Linked DNA regions of Homo sapiens: region 1 is linked to region 2. A link is a loop called in an ENCODE intact Hi-C map of the cell type or tissue named here. Cell type or tissue: stomach. All regions are shown on one strand. Links, peaks and the distances in the headings refer to the core of each region. The heading gives the core; the rest is flanking DNA.

The links. A loop is a pair of places that touch in the nucleus more often than their neighbours do. Peaks named below come from ENCODE experiments on the same cell type or tissue, not always from the same donor. Only the 100,000 strongest peaks of a DNase experiment are listed, where the experiment ranks them.
Region 1: it touches region 2 in a loop (2.8-fold over the local background); 3 of 110 quality-filtered maps call a loop at or near these places.

The regions. Positions count from the first base shown.
Region 1 is chr11:113,899,907-113,908,627 of GRCh38, reverse strand. HTR3B (5-hydroxytryptamine receptor 3B) reads right to left here and starts at 3,832. Exons shown (of 9, transcript NM_006028.5): 1 at 3,643-3,832. The coding sequence starts at 3,694. In stomach, for the core only: no CTCF peak of the experiment used is centred there; DNase peaks (open chromatin) are centred at 1,927 and 2,307.
Region 2 is chr11:114,239,854-114,248,695 of GRCh38, reverse strand. It overlaps ZBTB16 (zinc finger and BTB domain containing 16), which reads right to left. Exons shown (of 7, transcript NM_006006.6): 5 at 6,359-6,529; 6 at 1,331-1,498. Among named protein-coding and RNA genes, the nearest start is that of NNMT, 52 kb to the left of the region's middle. RefSeq lists an enhancer at 7,742-8,241. In stomach, for the core only: no CTCF peak of the experiment used is centred there; a DNase peak (open chromatin) is centred at 4,535; H3K27ac peaks cover 736 bases.

The sequences.
Region 1 (8,721 bases), core at 1-5,000, 340 kb after region 2:
GCTGTGACTGGTGTTGAGGCCAGGGAGGCCAGAGGAAGGGAAGCAAGAGAAATGAGCACCAGCAATTGGAAGTGACAAATTTGTGAGGGCTTTCTCTGAATTGCAAAAAGATATTTTGTTCACAAGCTTTGCCAGCCCTTAGGGGATTCAATGCTTCACTCAGTCATTGGACCGAAGCAAATTGCACACCTCCTGACAAAGTGCGTGAGTGAAATCTCTCTGTAGTGTCCTGCGTGTGAATTTGCCTGGGCTGTCAGTGGTTTTGATGGTTATTTTGATGAGCTGCCAAAGGTATGAGGGATCCAGCAGGAAACTGTAAATGAGATCGCTTCTCCCTGTGCGACAATCCTGTTTATACCCATTTCTTTATGAATGATGTCATGTCACTTGCCGCTACAGGCAGCAATTTCTATGATTTAACAATGTCAGTGTGACCAAAACGCTAACAACAATGCTGGAGGTACAATGCCAGACTCCTTGTGGGCAGTGCAATATACACTTTCATTACCGTCGGAACTGGGAATCTAATGAGCATTTTAACTCCCTAACAATCCACCCAAGAAGATGCCTAAAATGGCGTTAGCTATTCAGGCGTGCAGGACTAAGGTGTGTGGCTTGCATCAGGCATCATTTGTAGGGTTTTTGTGAACTGTTATTGTCAAAAAGTGTGCTGTGAATCTCTCTACCTGAGAACATTTCTCGCTGGTGTACCCCAGGGGAGGGAAGTCAGGAGCACAAGGCAAAGCTGTCCCAGTGCTTTTCCTGCCAACTTTGCTGTGGGCAGCTTCACGTTTACCTCGCTTGGAAGCTCCCAATTCAAGTCTCAGTTGGGGAAACACCGAAATGAGTATGTTTCAATACAGGAAATTACCCGAGACAGCATTAAAACATAATTCTGAGAAATGAATATGTGTTCCTCGCACTGTCTGCTCACAAAGACTCAAATTCCCCTCTGCGATCTTGTCTAGGAAGCAATCCATAGATTCCCTATGGATAAACTCATGTTTTCTAGAATGGGTCAAAATCTTGGTTAAAAAGAGAAAGTTCTGGAAGCTAGGACTAGGAACAAAAGAGAATCAAGCACTGAAAGGAGAAAAATAATAAGCAAATGGAAATATGCTTAAATAAACCAAAAGGGGAAAGAGTTCTTTGTTTAAGATGGGAAGAAATAATAAATTACATTTCTACTATGAATGCAAATTTGCCTGAGGAGAAAGATCAATTACAGGAGAGAGATTAAGGATTTAAGTGACCATTAATTAACAGTAAATTATGCCCCTTGAAAGCTAATGTGACATTCACACAAGCACTAAATGACTCACAGTTCAGTGATGTTTCAACAGACACTGATGGAAGCTATCAACAGACCCAGAAAAGATTCCTCGCCAAAACTGCCTTCTTGAATGCTAATAATCAGCTTCAAATGATTCACTTGTAAGATTTCTGGAAAGTAGAATGTGTTAGGGACTGAGCTATGAAGCACTTGCAGGTGAAGAGAGATTGAAAAGGAGGAAGATAAGAACACAGTAAAATTATTCCTGTGTTTTCCTTGTTTTAATGACTTACTCTCCCATGCACCTATCTTAAAGTGTTCAGGGCACTTTGATGGAAAGCACTATTCTTGCTTTAGTCACTATGTATCTGTAGGATTATAAGAGAGTTACACATATATCTGAGAGGTTAAAAGGAAATGAGATTTATGTATTGAATTCCTAACACTAATTGAATGCTGACTGTATGCCAGGCACCAGGCTAAGTCCTCACATGAATGATCTCCTTCAAAGTTCCCAACAAACTTATGAGACAGGTACTCTACAGCTCTGTGAGGAGTGCACTATTCCTGCAGATGAGGGACTATTGGCATAGTGAGCTTAGCACTGCCCAAGGTCATGAAGCTTGCAAGTGAAGGGAGTGATATTTACACACAGCTGGTCTGGATTCGAAGTCCAAGCTCTTAATCATGACGCTACATGATTAAGTGTAACCTGGCTCCCTGAGAATATCAGGAACAACAGCAAGTAACCTTTCAAAAAGAAGACTGACATGTTGTATGGAGTATATTATTGGACAGAAATAGCCAGTGGTATTTTCTGCATGTGTTTTCAGGTTAATAATATCTTACATTTGCATTTCACCTTACAATTTAACAATGCTGTCTTATCTGATTGTCATGAATATCCAAAATAAAGTTAGCTTACAGGAAAACTGAGTCTCTAAGAGATTAATTGACTTCCCAGGGTTACGTGGCTGGTGAGTGGTGAAGCAGGAATTAGCTGGCTCTCCTTGTTCAGGCCTCCTTCTATACCAGCACACTGCCCCCTGGGATTGGTTCCGTGCTCTTACACTTAACAAATCATCTTGATTTGTAAATATAGTAAAATACGTAAAGTAAACATAGTAAAACCCAGTACAATTCCACAGGGCAGGTCTTTCTGCAACAAGTATCCACGGAATGATTTATGGTAAAGCACTGGTTATCAGACACTATTAAAACACTTCTTTCTGCTACATTTAGAACAAAAATCATGCATAATACAAAACATTAGAGAGATATTGTTAAGAACTTAGTCTGTTTTCTTACCTTCATTTTTCTATTTTATCTTAGTTTAATGTTCACGATTATTTTCTACTAAGAAACCCATTTGGCATTTAATGACACTTCCTCTGTTTTTATTTTTTACAATTAAGATATGCTTTTATCCTTTATGTTCAACATCCAGGATTTTTATACTTTAATGATAAGTGGCTATTTTTCTTCTCTACCCAATAAAAAAATCATTTCCAGCTTCCTGGCTACCAAATTTCTAACTCATCTCTATAATTGACTCATTCCACTTCCAGTTACATCCTAAAACTTGAGAATTCAGATATGAGCTCTAGGAGAAACCTCAAGAAAGTGGGGTGTTGAGAACACCAGCATAATCATAAATTCTTGATTTGTGCGCATGTACTAAGAATCAATTGTATCCTAACTAAAATGATTCAATTCAGTAGAGTTAATACTGGTGCCATGGAAATATAGTTCTAGAAATTTAGAAAAAAAAGTATTAACTTCTAAATTACTTTTAAGAGGAATTGTAGACTCAAAACTTACCAGTTTATAGTACCTGTCTTTAGAGATATACTCATCACCTATATAGATTTTGTAAGGCGAGATGTTAAGGCCTCTAATACCAAAATGATATACATATATCTGTAGCCATGACAAATCTAGTGGACTTTTTCTCTGGGCTGCTAACAGCTGATAATGAAGCCAAGACTATTTTGGATAATAAAAACATATTATCCACACATAAAAGCAAATTTGAAAAAGAATGCCCCAAACTCTCAATCAACCTGCAGAGAGCTTGATTTCTAGAGAAGCAGAGATTTATCAAGCAATTATAACATTTCAGAGCATATTTTCAGCTATGTGTAAAAAGCCCCACAGTCTGATGCTATATGTATACGTATTTGCAATCATAGGAGCCAAGTCACAAACAAATCATTGTTTTCCATATAGCTTCACAGGACTGGCATTTTACAGACGATGAATAAAAACAAACATGCCTGAGAAGTCCTACAGTACGGTGTATACAAATATTGTCTCTATCTTCTAAGAGTTAATCCTTAATGCCTAGTAAAATTATTAAAAGGACTCACCTGCAGCCACCAGGATGCAGGCCCACAGGGGAGCCATTACACTTGACAACATTCCTGGGCAGATCCCAAAAAGGAGAAATGCAAACTTGCCTACCAGATGGAATGCCGCTCAATTTCTCCTAACAGGGTTCCTCTCCACTCTGTTCTCCTCCTTCTCCGTTTGCCAGTTGATGCTATCCTTACTGGTGCTATTTTGTAAACACTCAGTGGGACCAAAGGCAATACCAGCACCATGCAAATGTTTTGGAATTGATGCCGTCATGAAATCCCTTAACTTCTCCCTTTGGTTCTGCCCCAAGATCAGACCGTGGCCAACATTTCCATTTTCCTGACAGGAGATAGCTAAGTGAATAATGTAATCTAAGAGGAGCCCCTAAGGAGAGGAAATTCCACACTAATATGATTTCCTTTACAGCCTTTACCTAAGGCAGTACTCTTGCTGACATTCAGGACACTAATTTCATTAATAATTGAAATCCAAATAGCTGTTCTAAATCAGACTTATGCAGTAACATCTTCAGCATTTGACAGTGGTTCTTGGGCTCTTGAATTACACAAGGCTAATGGAAACCTGGTATTGTCTAATGAAGAACAACTGCAAACAATGCAATGGAAAAGTGCTTTTTGTTTTTCCTAAGCCCTTTTAATTAAAAGAAACATTGACTTTTGATAAATAGGAGGGCTTCTCAAATTTTCACTGCTCACAATTCAGAAAGTAACCTTCTAGAAAGGATGCTTCTAGGCTTATTGAAGATGAAAACAAAGTTCAACATCATTTAATAAAAGTTTTTTTTTCACTTTTTGATTGAATACGCATTCATTTTTCATTACTAAGGAACATGATGCATAATTCTATACAATAACACTATTTTCCATTTCTAGACACCCCCAGATGCTCTAGAAAGAAAAAACAAATACCATTTCCAACATCTGCCTGCTTTTTTATTAAAAATGAGATTATAGAGGCAAATTTTGATATAAATTTTCACAGAGCCAACCGAAGGGGGGAAAGTATATATTTGATTCCTATTCTCCTAATCACTCAGTCCCTTTGTTTAGAATCCATGAAGTTCTACACCTAATTTTCATCTACCAATAAAATGTAGCCTAATTGCTTTCTTACTGTTGGTGAAGGGAGTGGTATACACAGAAAGAGAGAAAACTAAGATAACCATTTGGTGTTGACTTGGTTTTGGAGGTATCAGTGTGAACCCATGGTTTTCAGTACATTTGCTAAATATATAAATAATTGCAAATAAGCTGGGCGTGGTGGCTCAAGCCTGTAATCCCAGCACTTTGGGAGGCCGAGGCCAGTGGATCACTTGAGGTTAGGAGTTTGAGACCAGCCTGACCAACATGGTGAGCCCCATCTCTACTGAAACTACAAAAATTAGTCAGGCGTGGTGGCACATGCCTGTAATCCCAGCTACTCGGGAGGCTGAGGCAGGGGAATTGTTTGAATCAGGAGGTGGAGGTTGCCATGAACCAAGATCGCGCCACTGCACTCCAGCCTGGGAGACAGAGGGAGACTCCGCCTCAAAAAAAAAAAAAAAAAAAGAAAAGAAAAGAAATAAATACAAATGTAATGTGTGTTTGCACATGTTCATACATGCATATATTCCCTAGCTCTGTCCACTTAGCAGCCTAGGAGAATGACACCCCAATAGTAACAAGCACACCTAGCTTCCATAGCTCTTCCGGTATAGTCTTGCCAAAAATTCATAACTTGAATCTATTCAGGAGGAAACACCAGATGAGACAGTGGCATACTGTGGGACAAACAAAACAGCAGGCATCTTCAAAAGTGCCAAGGTGGGCCAGGTGCAATGGCTCATACCTGTAATCCCAGTACTTTGGGAGGTTGAAGTAAGAGGACTGCTTGAGCCCAGGAATTTGAGACCAGCCTAAGCTACATAAGGATACCCTGTCTCCACACAAAAAAATAAAAGATTAGTTTAATGTGGTGGTGCACTCCTGTAGTCCCAGCTACTTGGGAGGCTGAGGCAGGAGGATCACTTGAGCTCAGGAGATAGAGTCTGCAGTGAGCTGTGATTGTGCCACTGCACTCCAGCCTGGGCAATAGAGGTAGACCCTGTCTCAAAAACAAAAACACACACACACAAAAGTGCCAAGGTTATAAAAGTTAAGGAAAGACTGAGGAACCTATCAGACTAAAGAGACACAAGCACAATATCTGATTCTGAATTGGATCCTTTTGTTATAAAGAACATTTTGGGAAGAATTGAAACTCGAATGAGGTATGTGGATTAGATGGTAGTAATGTGGCAATGTAGTAATGTTGGTTTCCTGATTTTAATTGTATAGAGATTATGCAAAAGAATGTCCTTGTTTGTAAGACCAGCACACTAAGTATTCAAGAATGAGGGAAGATCGCACACAGTGGCTCACGCCTGTAATCCCAGCACTTTAGGAGACCTAGGTGGGTAGATCACCTGAGATCAGGAGTTCAAGGCCAGCCTGGCCAACATGGTGAAACCCTGTCTCTACTAAAAATACAAAAATTAGCCCGGCACGGTGGCACATGCCTGTAATTCCAGCTACTCAGGAGGCTGAGGCATGAGAATCTTGTGAACCCAGAAGGCAGAGGTTGCACTGAGCCGAGATCACACCACTGCACTTCAGCCTGGGCGACAGAATGAGACTCTGTCTCAGAAAAGAAAAAAAAAACAAAAAACAAAAACAGGGCACATCATGTTGATCATGTCGCTAACTTATTCTCAAATGATTGTGGGGGTCTAGGGGAATTCTTTGTACTATCCATCCAATTCTGCTATACATTTGAAAATATTTCAGAAGAAAGAGTAATTTAAATGTAACTTGGTGGAGGAACTTTGGTACACAGTTATGGAAAGTTTATCTGAGAAATACTCTTTAGAGAGGGTGGGCAGATAAATGGGGCTTCATCAAGAGGGAAGATCATAGAGGACTGATCTGGCCCTCAAAGTCTCAGCTCTTCCTATCAGTTCTTTGAATTGTCAGCTTCTACTTATGGGATGAATTAGGACAAGAGAAAGGCAAGCTACAGGCAATATAGCTATGTAGGTAGCAGTTTTTATGGGAAAGCAATGCAGAAGCATCCCTTTATGCAAAGGTTTAATTGAGGCGATGATCGACATTGCATTCTTGCCATGCATTGTAGTAAGCTATGACTCTAAGTCAAACCTTCTGGGGACGTGCTTCCCTCCCTTTTCTTTGCACTTTCTGATATGCCCATCTGTTACTGGAAGGCCATTACTAATGATGTGTAATACAGGTACATTACAACTTTCATTAGCTAACTTAACAACAGTCTAGTAATCCTGCCCATTATGGCTCTTTATTGGCTGATGAATTCTGTCAAGATGGCAATGATTTTGTATGAGTGACTTGTCTTCAAAGTAGTTTATATACAATGCTTCCTGATCTTTCCTTGACAGCCTTGCTCTGTACTGTCAGCTGGCTTAGATCTTTCTTTTTCTAATCTTAGTGTCCTGTCTGGACTTTGTTTACTCAGTACTTTTAGCTTTTTTTTTTTTTTTCCCTAAGAGGCAGAGTTTCACTCTGTCGCCCAGGCTGGAATGCAGTGGTGTGATCATGGCTCACTGTAGCCTCCATCTCCCAGCCTCAAGCAATCCTCCCATCCCAGCCTCCCATAGCTGGGAGTATATGTGTGTGCCACCACACCTGGCTAATTTCTTCTCTTTTTAGTAGAGATGAGGTGTTGGTATGTTGCCCAGGCTGGTCTTGATCTCCTGAGCTCAAGTGATCCTTCCGCCTTGGCCTCCCCAGTAGCTAGGAATATAGGCATGCACCACTACACCCAGCTCATACTCAGTTCTTTTAGGTTTGGTATTGCTCCTCTCCCCACCCTTCAGTTTTTCACAAAAATGGTCCCTCCTCACTATCTTACATACAGCATTTTTCATCCACTAATATGGTTTGGCTGTATGTCCCCACCCAAATCTCATCTCAAATTTCAATCCGCATGTGTCAGAGGAGGGGCCTGGTGAGAGGTTATTGGATCATGGGGGCAGATTTTCCCCTTGCTGTTCTCATGATAGTGAGTTCTCATGAGACCTGATAGTTTAAAAGTGTGGCGCTTCCCCCTTCTCTCTCTCTCTCCACCATGGATGATGTTGCCTTGCTTCCCCTTCCCCTTCCACCATGATTGTAAGTTTCCTGAGGTCTCCCCAGCCATGCAGAACTATGGGTCAATTAAACCACTTTCTTTATAAATTACCCAGTCTCGTGGATCACCTGAGGTCAGGAGTTCGAGACCAGCCTGACCAACATGGTGAAACCCCATCTCTACTAAAAATACAAAATTAGCTGGGCATGGTGGCCCATGCCTGTTATCCCAGCTACTCAGGAGGCTGAGGAAGGAGAATCGCTTGAACCCAGAAGGCAGAGGTTGCAGTGAGCCGAGATTGCGTCATTGCACTCCAGCCTGGGAACAAGAGCAAAACTCCATCTCAAAAAATAAAACAAAATAAAATAAAATAAATAACCCAGTTTCAGGTATGCCTGTATAGCAGTGTGAGAATAGACTAATACATCCACCCAGAGAAAGCTTTTTATCTGCATTGTTTCTGCTAATTCCCCAGACATCATCCTTGGAAGGATGAGTGTGGGGGTAAGTCTCATTCTAGCCTTTCCAGCAGATCAGTATATGTAAGTCAAAATTTGGAATCATGAGGGGCTAGGCATTTGGACTTCTTTCTTTTTTTTGAGATGGAGTCTTGCACTGTTTTCCAGGCTGGAGTGCAGTGGTGTGATCTCGGCTCACTGCAACCTCTGCCTCCCAAGTTCAAGTGATTCTCCTGCCTCAGCCTCCCGAGTAGCTGGGACTACAGGTGCATGCCACCACACCCGGCTAATTTTTGTATTGTTAGTAGATACAGGGTTTCACCAGGCTAGTCTCGAACTCCTGACCTCAGGTGATCCACCTGCCTCGGCCTCCCAAAGTTTTAAGATTACAGGTGTAAGCCACCTCACCCAAACGTGTTTGGACTTCTTAAGTGGCATTACTTGGGTAAAAGAAACAAAGACTTAATCTGGGATTTGAATCTGCGATTCTCT
Region 2 (8,842 bases), core at 2,355-7,354:
ACATAGCTCTGCTTACTGCTCCTTCTGTCCACCCTTCCCCTCCAAGGGCAACGTACTCTCCTCTAAGCCAGCAGGACCTGCCTGAAGCCACCTCTCCCCCTTCCTCTGGACAGGACAGCTGTCTCCCCTGATCAGAGGGGGCGTCTTTGTTTTCCAGCTTCCACCACCTCTCACCCTTCTGTAAATCAACCTTCCCCACAACCAGCAGTGTGCTGGTGGTAAATGTTTCATGACTGGCTTTCCAAAAAGCCCTGGTTTGTAGCATCTGCTGATTGCTATGATGTGAATACTCCTACAGTGGCCAATTTTAAGCAACTAAGGTGGTGTCACTGAACTTGAAGTTGTGAAGAAATGTGAAAAATTAGCTTTCACAAGCAAGCTCCAGGACTTCACTGCCCCCAACTTGGGAAACTGTGGAAGACCCTTCACTTGTTTTGTCTTTTGACCTCAGGGAAAACAGTGGCCCACATTTCTTTTTCCAATACAAAAAATAATGTGGATGGGCACGGTGGCTCACGCCTGTAATCCCAGCACTTTGGAGGCCGAGGCGGGTGAATCACTTGAGGTCAGGAGTTCGAGACCAGCCTGACCAACATGGCAAAACCCTGTCTCTACTAAAAAAAATACAAAATTAGCTGGGCGTGGTGGCACACACCTGTAATCCCAGGTAATTGGGAGGCTGAGGCAGGAGAATCGCTTGAACCCAGGAGGCAGAGATTGCAGTGAACTGAGATCGTGCCACTGCACTCCGGCCTGGCCAATAAGAGCGAAACTCCGTCTAAAAAAAAAAAATGTGAAGGCACTCTGAAGTGGTAAAACATCATATGCATATAGGGATTATTAAATATATCTGCTCTTCTAATCTCAGAACCAAACACAATCTAACTTTACAACTTCCCAACCTTCATAACAACCTAATTCAATGTATCCTAATTCTTACTCTAACCCTTGAGTAACATGAAATTACCCTAACCTTCACTTTCAGCTAATTGGACCAACTTACCCCTAATTCAGGACTCATATACAGACATCATTTTGCATGTCACCTCTGAACTACTGGTATAGCTGCCTGGAGGGCTGATGGGGGCTCACTGGAAAGTGTGCTGGGATTGATTAGTAATGTCTGCCTTGGCCTTGACTGATGGCCCTCAGGCCACCTTGACTGGGGTGTGGTGGTCCTCAGGCCACCATACCAGCTCTTAATAGAACCTCTTCTACTCTTTGATTCAGCCTGGGATCATCCTCACTTAGGCTTCTCTAGGAGACTATCTGCTTCCCACCTCCGCCCAGGTCCCAGAGCCAGCTCAGGCCCCTCCCTGGCCTTCGGTACCTGTGTGCACCCTATAGTGCGTCTCCAGCTGATGCTTGAGGCTGAACTTCTTGCCACAGCCATTGCACTCGTAGGGTTTCTCACCCGTGTGGATGCGTTTGTGGCTCTTGAGTGTGCTCTCATCCCGGAAGCAGCTGCCACAGAACTCACACTCGTAGGGGTGGTCGCCTGTGGAGACAAGGGGCTGGATCAGGCCTTTGCCTCTCCCTGCCCCCTCTTCAGGGGACAGTAGGGCACATTCTGTGCATGAGAAGGATGCGACGGCCTGTATTCACCACCTCCAAAGACAACTTAAGGATCCACGGCCACACCTCCATTGAATAAACAAGCAATACCTGTCTTCACACATGACCATACTTTACTGTGGCCCCATGATCATCTGTGGGGCAAGGGCCAGTCCTGGGAAAGAGAGCCCATTTGGTTCAGGGATGGACAGCAGTCCCCAGAAAGCAAGCCCCCTTGTGGATACATGAGACCTCACCATCTTGCTTCTCAGATGACCTCTTCTCCCCTTCCTTTAGGTTAAGGGTGAAAGTCACTCCAGCCTGACTCCCCAACCTTCAAAGAAATCTCTCCAATTTGAGGAACTTCACATTGTCCCCCAAACACCTTCTACAGTCCCCAATTTCCTTCCTCCACAGTCTTACATAGCTGTTTCCTCTGCTCGATTTCTTCTTTTCTCCCTGGTGAACTCCTAATCATCCTTCAAAGCCCAGCTCATATGATACCCCCGCGTGGACGCTTCCCTTTAGTTCCCCAGGCAGAATGAATCACACTTTCTTCTGTGTCCCCAAAGAGAAGAAATGCCCAGAATTTTGTTCTGTTATTAGTGTGGTATCATTTTTATGCCACTTTCGCATTAAAATGGGCTACATTTCCTGAGCACTCAGATGTGTGATGTGATCGCATCAGATGATCATGGCAACAAACTTAAAGAAAGATATTAGTCTCATTTTACAGTTGAGAAAAAAATGAGATGCTTCCACATCATCCCTAAGGTGAAACGGCAAGTAAGGAGCTGAGTTGGGATTCAGGTTTGGGTCTGGCTCTAGAGTCAGGGTACCATATACTTGTCAGCTTGCTGACACACTATGCTGTATCTACTGGCTTGCCCACCATACCTCCAGCATGGAAGCACCACCAGGATAAGAAGCAAGCCTCACCCATCCTTGTAGCCTCAGTGTATCGCACAGGGAGGATCCAGAACAGACCCAGGAAATGGTGGGTCTATGAAACTTGGAGAGAACTGCCTTTTCTTTTTTGAGGATCCCACTCTTAAATCTCCAGAGCATGAGAGGTTGGGGTGTGGAGAATAACCATCTTGCCTTTCATATCCAAAGTGGGGGGCTTGGGGGATGAAAGGTGAGGACTCCAGCTACTTATTTATTACAGGAGTGAAGGCGCAGACAATAAAGATAGATTGATCACCCCAGACTTTGTTCATGAATATTTAAATATCGCTGATTCGTCTTGTCACTGTAATTACAATTTCTCTGGGCTGCATCTCCAACAACCACAGTTTATGGTAAAGAATGGCCCACTGTATTTCACTTGTCCCTCTGCAGATGTGCGGGGCTGCCAACCGTGTAATGTCCTCTGCATTTCATACATTTTCTTCAGCTGCTGAAGGTTTAAGTCATCCACAATGACCTACGTTTTTGCATTATCCCCATGTCAAACTGCGCTCGTGCCTGGGCATAAATTGTCCTTCTCGTTATAGACTCGCATGCCTGTGCCTTCACTTCCTTTTTAAAATGATATTTTACTCTCTCCTGTCTCTCCCCTCCTCGGGCCACTAACCAAAGCTCCCCCCTCCCAAAGTTAGGCCCCTGTACCCACATAAATTCTCATCTGTTCTGATGGCTCTGAGGGGTTTTTAGGGCTCTGAGGGGAGCGGATGCTGGGGTCTGATCAGTGACTTTCTCATGGGTGGAAGATTTGCAAGAAGCACCCATGCCATGAGAGGGGCACTTCCATCAGGGAATCAGATGAGAGAAGCTCAAAGAGTGGCATCGTGCCTTGACACCAGTTCACCCCAATCTATGGGGTGTTGCACTGGCTCAGAGGCTCGGCCAGCGAGTCCCTCACCTGCAGATCTGGGGATGGGCCAAGGCCCAGGGTTCTCAGTTGGGGAAATTGCTACCTGCCCATCCTCACTGCCAGAGCCATGCGGACTGCCTGGCCCCCAGCCCCATCAAACTCAAGGGAGTGGAGGCCTGTGCAGACCCTGGTACTAATTAGTTGTGTGTCTAACACAGTAAGGGCCAGTCTGTGTGTGCACCCGAACCCACTCTCTCCGTGTGTCTGCACTCACAGCCCTGTCTGGTCTGACATCCAACTCCCCCTCCTTACTGAATCGGCAACGATTACGACTTTAATCAAAGATTCAGTATCCTCATTAAGGTATAAATAAATAAATAAAGCCAAGGCCACGTGAGACTTCAGCTGGAGCCGGTAATTAAAACGTACATCGGCAGCCACCCAGCCGGGTGGGGGTGAAGGCGGCGGTGGGGGGGAAGGGGGCGGCTGCCTGTGCCTTTCCCCTCCAGAGGGGTCCCTAACAATTTAAAAAACAAAGGGTTAAGACAGAGGAGTTTGTTTGATCCGATTTTTAGGAATTTAATTATGAAGTGGAGCACATGTTAAATGAGTTTAAATAGGAAATTCTTGAGTCTGCCCAGGGAAAAGAATAAAAAGAACTTAGAAGGAAAAACAAACAACAACAAAAAAAAAAGAAAGAAAAAGTCACCAACACACACGTATCCCCATCCCGATTTGGAAGCACGGTGTGCACCTGGCGTGAAATCTTCACCCTGAGAGCTGATTGTGTCAGTGTGGCCATAATGTACACAAAACTGGCTGCAGAACTCAAAATCCAATTTGTGGTATGTTGATTAACTCTGTAGCCTCTTTAATGAGCTTGACATTAAGTGCAGGACAAACGAGACTAATTAGAGCCCCCTCCAGCCTGCCCAGTGCACCTGTGACCCCGCCCCCCCCAATCTGTCCTTACTTGGTGCTTTCTCTGGCACTGGCCAAGCCCAGTGTCTGTCGTCCTCCCCACCCCAGCCCCATCCTGCTGGCTCCTCAGGCCCCTCCCTTCCAGCCCCTCCCTTCAGCACAGCTGAGAGTTTATTATATGATGAGCCGTGTGAATCAGGGATCCATCAATGCCAAGAGCACGGCTGGACTAACCTACCAAACACAGCTGCTGATGCTAAACACCCGGCCCCAGCAGCAAATGGGCCAAGAACAACGGAATATTAATGAGGCATTGTGTGTGGGGTGTGCACAGCCTGTATATGGCTTGTGTGCGCAGTGCCTCGCTGGTGTGAAAATTGATGGGTGTTTCTCTGTGTGTGCATAGGCAGCACACATGCTCCGTGTTTCCTAGAATAAGCAAGGGCTTCTCCCTAACTCTGGAAACAGCCCCTCCCCGTGGATCTGAGCCATGACTGACACAAGAGCATGTGACATTTTCATATCTGAGCTCTGAGAAGGTGGCATGGTCAGAGCAGGGCACATCCTGGGTGGATTTAGCAGGACTGAGATCATTCAAGTCACATGAAGCCAACTGATTGGACCCAGTGGCATGCTCAGAAGTGGCTGAAAGGTATCTAGCCATCTTTCATAAGACCGAATGAACCTGGGGAACTGTTGAGGGAGGCGTTCATAGGAAGGTGCATATAGCTGCAGGGGAAATGCTTACGCAATCGCTGTAGAGAAAGTCCTTGTCAACATCCCACTCTCCTGGGCCCTTTTTATTGAGCCCACCCCTCTGGGCCCTACCTCCGTCCTGTCCCAGAAATTTTAAGTAGTTCTGTGCAAATCTGGTGATGCTAAGACAATGTGCTCCCCTGAACAAAATGGCATCCAGAAGTGACAGCCAGGAAGGCTCCTTAATGAGGATACCTGCTGCTGGCTGGCCAGGCCAGCTCAGTCCATGAGAAGTAAAGCTCTTCCCTTATTTAGCAGAGCCTGCCACCCATGCAAGACCTGGTCTGCATACTCAATCTCTGAGCTGTGACAAGACTCTCAAAATGAGGAGAGGGCCTACTGTTCCTTTACGTGGCATGCAGAGGTTTTTACAAGTATACGCTCTGTTATATACCCAGATAGAGACCTGACCCCAACCCTCCCTACAAACACAGCACACAAAGGCAGACTCAGAAATGGGCATTCCTTTAACCAGGTAGTTTCAGCAGAGCCCCAGTTTTGTCATAGAGAAAATAAGGAATTTAAGCCATCCACTCCCCTGTTAGGGAAAACTGGGAGCTGCTGCAGGAAAGCAAATGCCTCTTGGCCATCAGGGACCAAGTGTCCCCATCCCTCAAGCCCTAGAGGCTGGTGGCAGGGAATGGCCAGCCCCTCAGCACCTGGCCCAGCCTCCTTACCTTGTACCCCCTCCCTTGTCCCATCACCTGGAACTGGCTGAGCAGTGATATTTCATTGCTCATCGTTTAAATGCCCTCCTTGTCTTCCCTAAACAGGGTTAAGGTCCAAGTACAGGCCTTTGTTACTGTGGGGAAAGTAGGATCACTGCTTCAACTTGCCCTCAGAAGCCCGAAGCTGACTTCAGAAATGTGTATGGATAGAGCGGCGGGGCATCAAGAGTGGTGGGAGGCAGGGCAGACAATGTTAAGAGACCCAGCAGGTCAGTTTTTCTCAAAATTCATTTTGGGTCTACCTACATGAGAATCCCTTGGGAATACATATTAATAATGCTGAATCTGGGACCCCACCCTGGACCCATGGAATAAAAGGTTCTGAGAGTGGGACCCAAGAGCCTGCCTTTTTAATGAGCATCCTGTGTTGAACACGGAAAGACTTTGAACCGACGGTCCACAGGAGGGGACTGGGAGAACTGTCCACATTTACCTGCACGACGGGCAGCCTCTGCACGTCCAAGCCTTGAGCAGAAGGACTGAAGGCTGACTCAGCCCACCACCTCCACTTTACGTCCTTGGAGGTAAATATAGACGCTGGCTCCCAGAGACCCAGATCCACCCATCAGCTGGACTGACCTACCTGTATGTGAGCGCAGGTGGCGTTTGAGAGCCGTGTGGCTGGGGAAGGTGCGGTTGCACTCACTGCAGATGTAGCTGCGCACGCCCGCGTGGACCTCCATGTGCTGCTGCAGTGCGCTCTGCGCCTGGAAGCGCTTCCCACACAGCAGACAGAAGACGGCCATGTCAGTGCCTGTGGGAGACAGGAGAGGGGGTGCCTCAGAAAGGTGGGAATACAAGGTGCATTCTTTACCCATCTGGAGTGAGAGCCAGTGTCGGGACTCACACCTCCAAATCCCCATGCTCAGGGGCAAATCCAGAGTGGGCCCAGGCTATGCAACACTGAGCACCCAGTATGTGGCCCCAGTGATGGGCAAAATCGACGTCGTTCCCGAGCTCTGGAAGCTAAAGCTAAAGGATAGACATTGATCAAATACATCGCAGCAGCAAGGGTAGTGGGCAACTGTGTCGGGTGGTATGTAAAAGGCGGCAAGGTACTAAGACAGCATATACCAGATGGACTTCACAGAGTACAGGGCAAAAAGTGGGGGAGGCAAGGTAGACCCTGCGAGAAAAAACAATAACAAAGATACTATGGGCCAGCCATTGTTCTAACATAACTAATATAAATCCAAAACTCAAAAAGCTAGCCTCTGTTATCCTCATCCCTTAGACAAGGAGACTGAGGCACAGAGAGATTAAGTACTTTGGCCAAAATCCCACAGAGCAGTGGTCCCCAACATTTTTGGCACAAGGGACTGGTTTCATGGAAGGCAATTTTTCCACGTATGGTTGGGGGATGGCTTTGGGATGATTCAAGCACATTACATTTATCATTAGACTCTCATAAGGAGTGTGCAGCCTGGATCCCTTGAATGCACAGTTCCCAATAGGGTTCATGCTCCTGTGAGAATCTAATGTCGCCACTAATATGACAGGAGGCGGAGCTCAGTTTCACTCGCTCGCCTCCTGCTGTGCAGCCCAGCTCCTCACAGACCATGGCCCGGGGGTTGGGGACTCCTGCCATAGAGTTCGTAAGTGGCAGGGCTGGGGTTCACACTCACACACCCTAGATTTTAATGCTTTCCCAAGACTAGCTACAGATCCTGTTTTGTTTTTTTTTTTTAACTACTTCTCCACTCACTAAAGCATGAATCTTAGGTCCATTCACTCAACAAGTATTATTTGATGCCTTCTACAAGCAAGGCTGTCTTTTTGGCACTGGGGATATAACCAAGGAAGAGCATGCAAAGTCCCTGCTCTCATGACCGACGTTACCCAGAACACCAGGTGAATGGCGGAATCCGGAAGATGGAATAGTGTCTGTGAACACTCTGGGCCAGGAGGAAACATGGCCGGTGGGAGGATCAGACAGAGGAATGGTGCAGTGCAGCTGGGGAAGAAGAGGAGGCTAAAGGGAAAGGCAAGGGCCAGGCCATGCAGGGTCTTGCAAACCACGTCAAGAGATTTAGTTCCATCCTAAACCCGATGGGCAACTGTCAAAGGATTGAAAGCTAGCGAGTGATGTGAGATTTTCATTTAATTCTAACTGGCTGTTCATCCCCAAAGTACCCCACACATACAGGCTGCCATTTTCTGTTTGTTACCAATCCCTTTCTGACACTGCTCTGGAGCCATGGCCGAAATTTCCAGCTGCAGCACCACAGGAGGAAGTATCTGACCTTGTGTCTGAGTCCTAACTGGCAGCTCAGTGCCCACCCTTTTGGGCTCTGTTTTCCTGAGCACAGGAGCTCCCCGGCAGGCCCATCTGTGTGTCTCTGTGCTGGTGCCTGGGCAATATCACCTGCACTTGGCCCCACACCGCTGTCCCCTGTGTGGGAAGGCACAAGCAGGAAACGTAAGTAGGCCTAGCATCTGTCAGTCCAGTCCAGAGTGGGTGGGGGGAGGGGGTAAAGCTTTGGCTGCTGGAAGCCATGGGCTGCTCAGCATGGAATCGGGAAGTGTCTGGTGGAAGGTAGGGGGAAGAGAAGGGATGGCACGAAGAACCTCCCTGCCTTCCTGGCCATCAATGGAGATAGCAAGTGAGAGGTCTGGTCCTCACCACCTCCGTCCCACTCATGGCTGGGTTAGGATGGACTAGTAGGCAGGCAAGGCCCACCTCTCACTGTCCCCCACACTTCTGTGCCCCTCACACCCACCCTGATATCCCTTCCCTTTGCAGACACTGAAGTCTAAGCACCTGGAGCCACGCCCCATCTCACCAGCAGTCAGGAAGGCTGAGCAGGGAAGGAGAAAAACAGCCAGCACAGGATTTTGCTCCTGGCCAACAAAAAGCAGGAAGGAAGGGGAGCGAATCTAGGCGTTATGCTAGGTACCTTATCTATGTTGTCAGTTCATTTAAAACTTGCAATCCTACAAGGCAGGCATTCTTATCCCCCTTTTTACCAGTGTAAAAGAGAGATTAAATAACTTGCCTAAGATCACACAGAAAGAGGCAGAGTTGGGATCTGAAAATATCTCGGTTTGTCTTTCAGAAACCACGGGG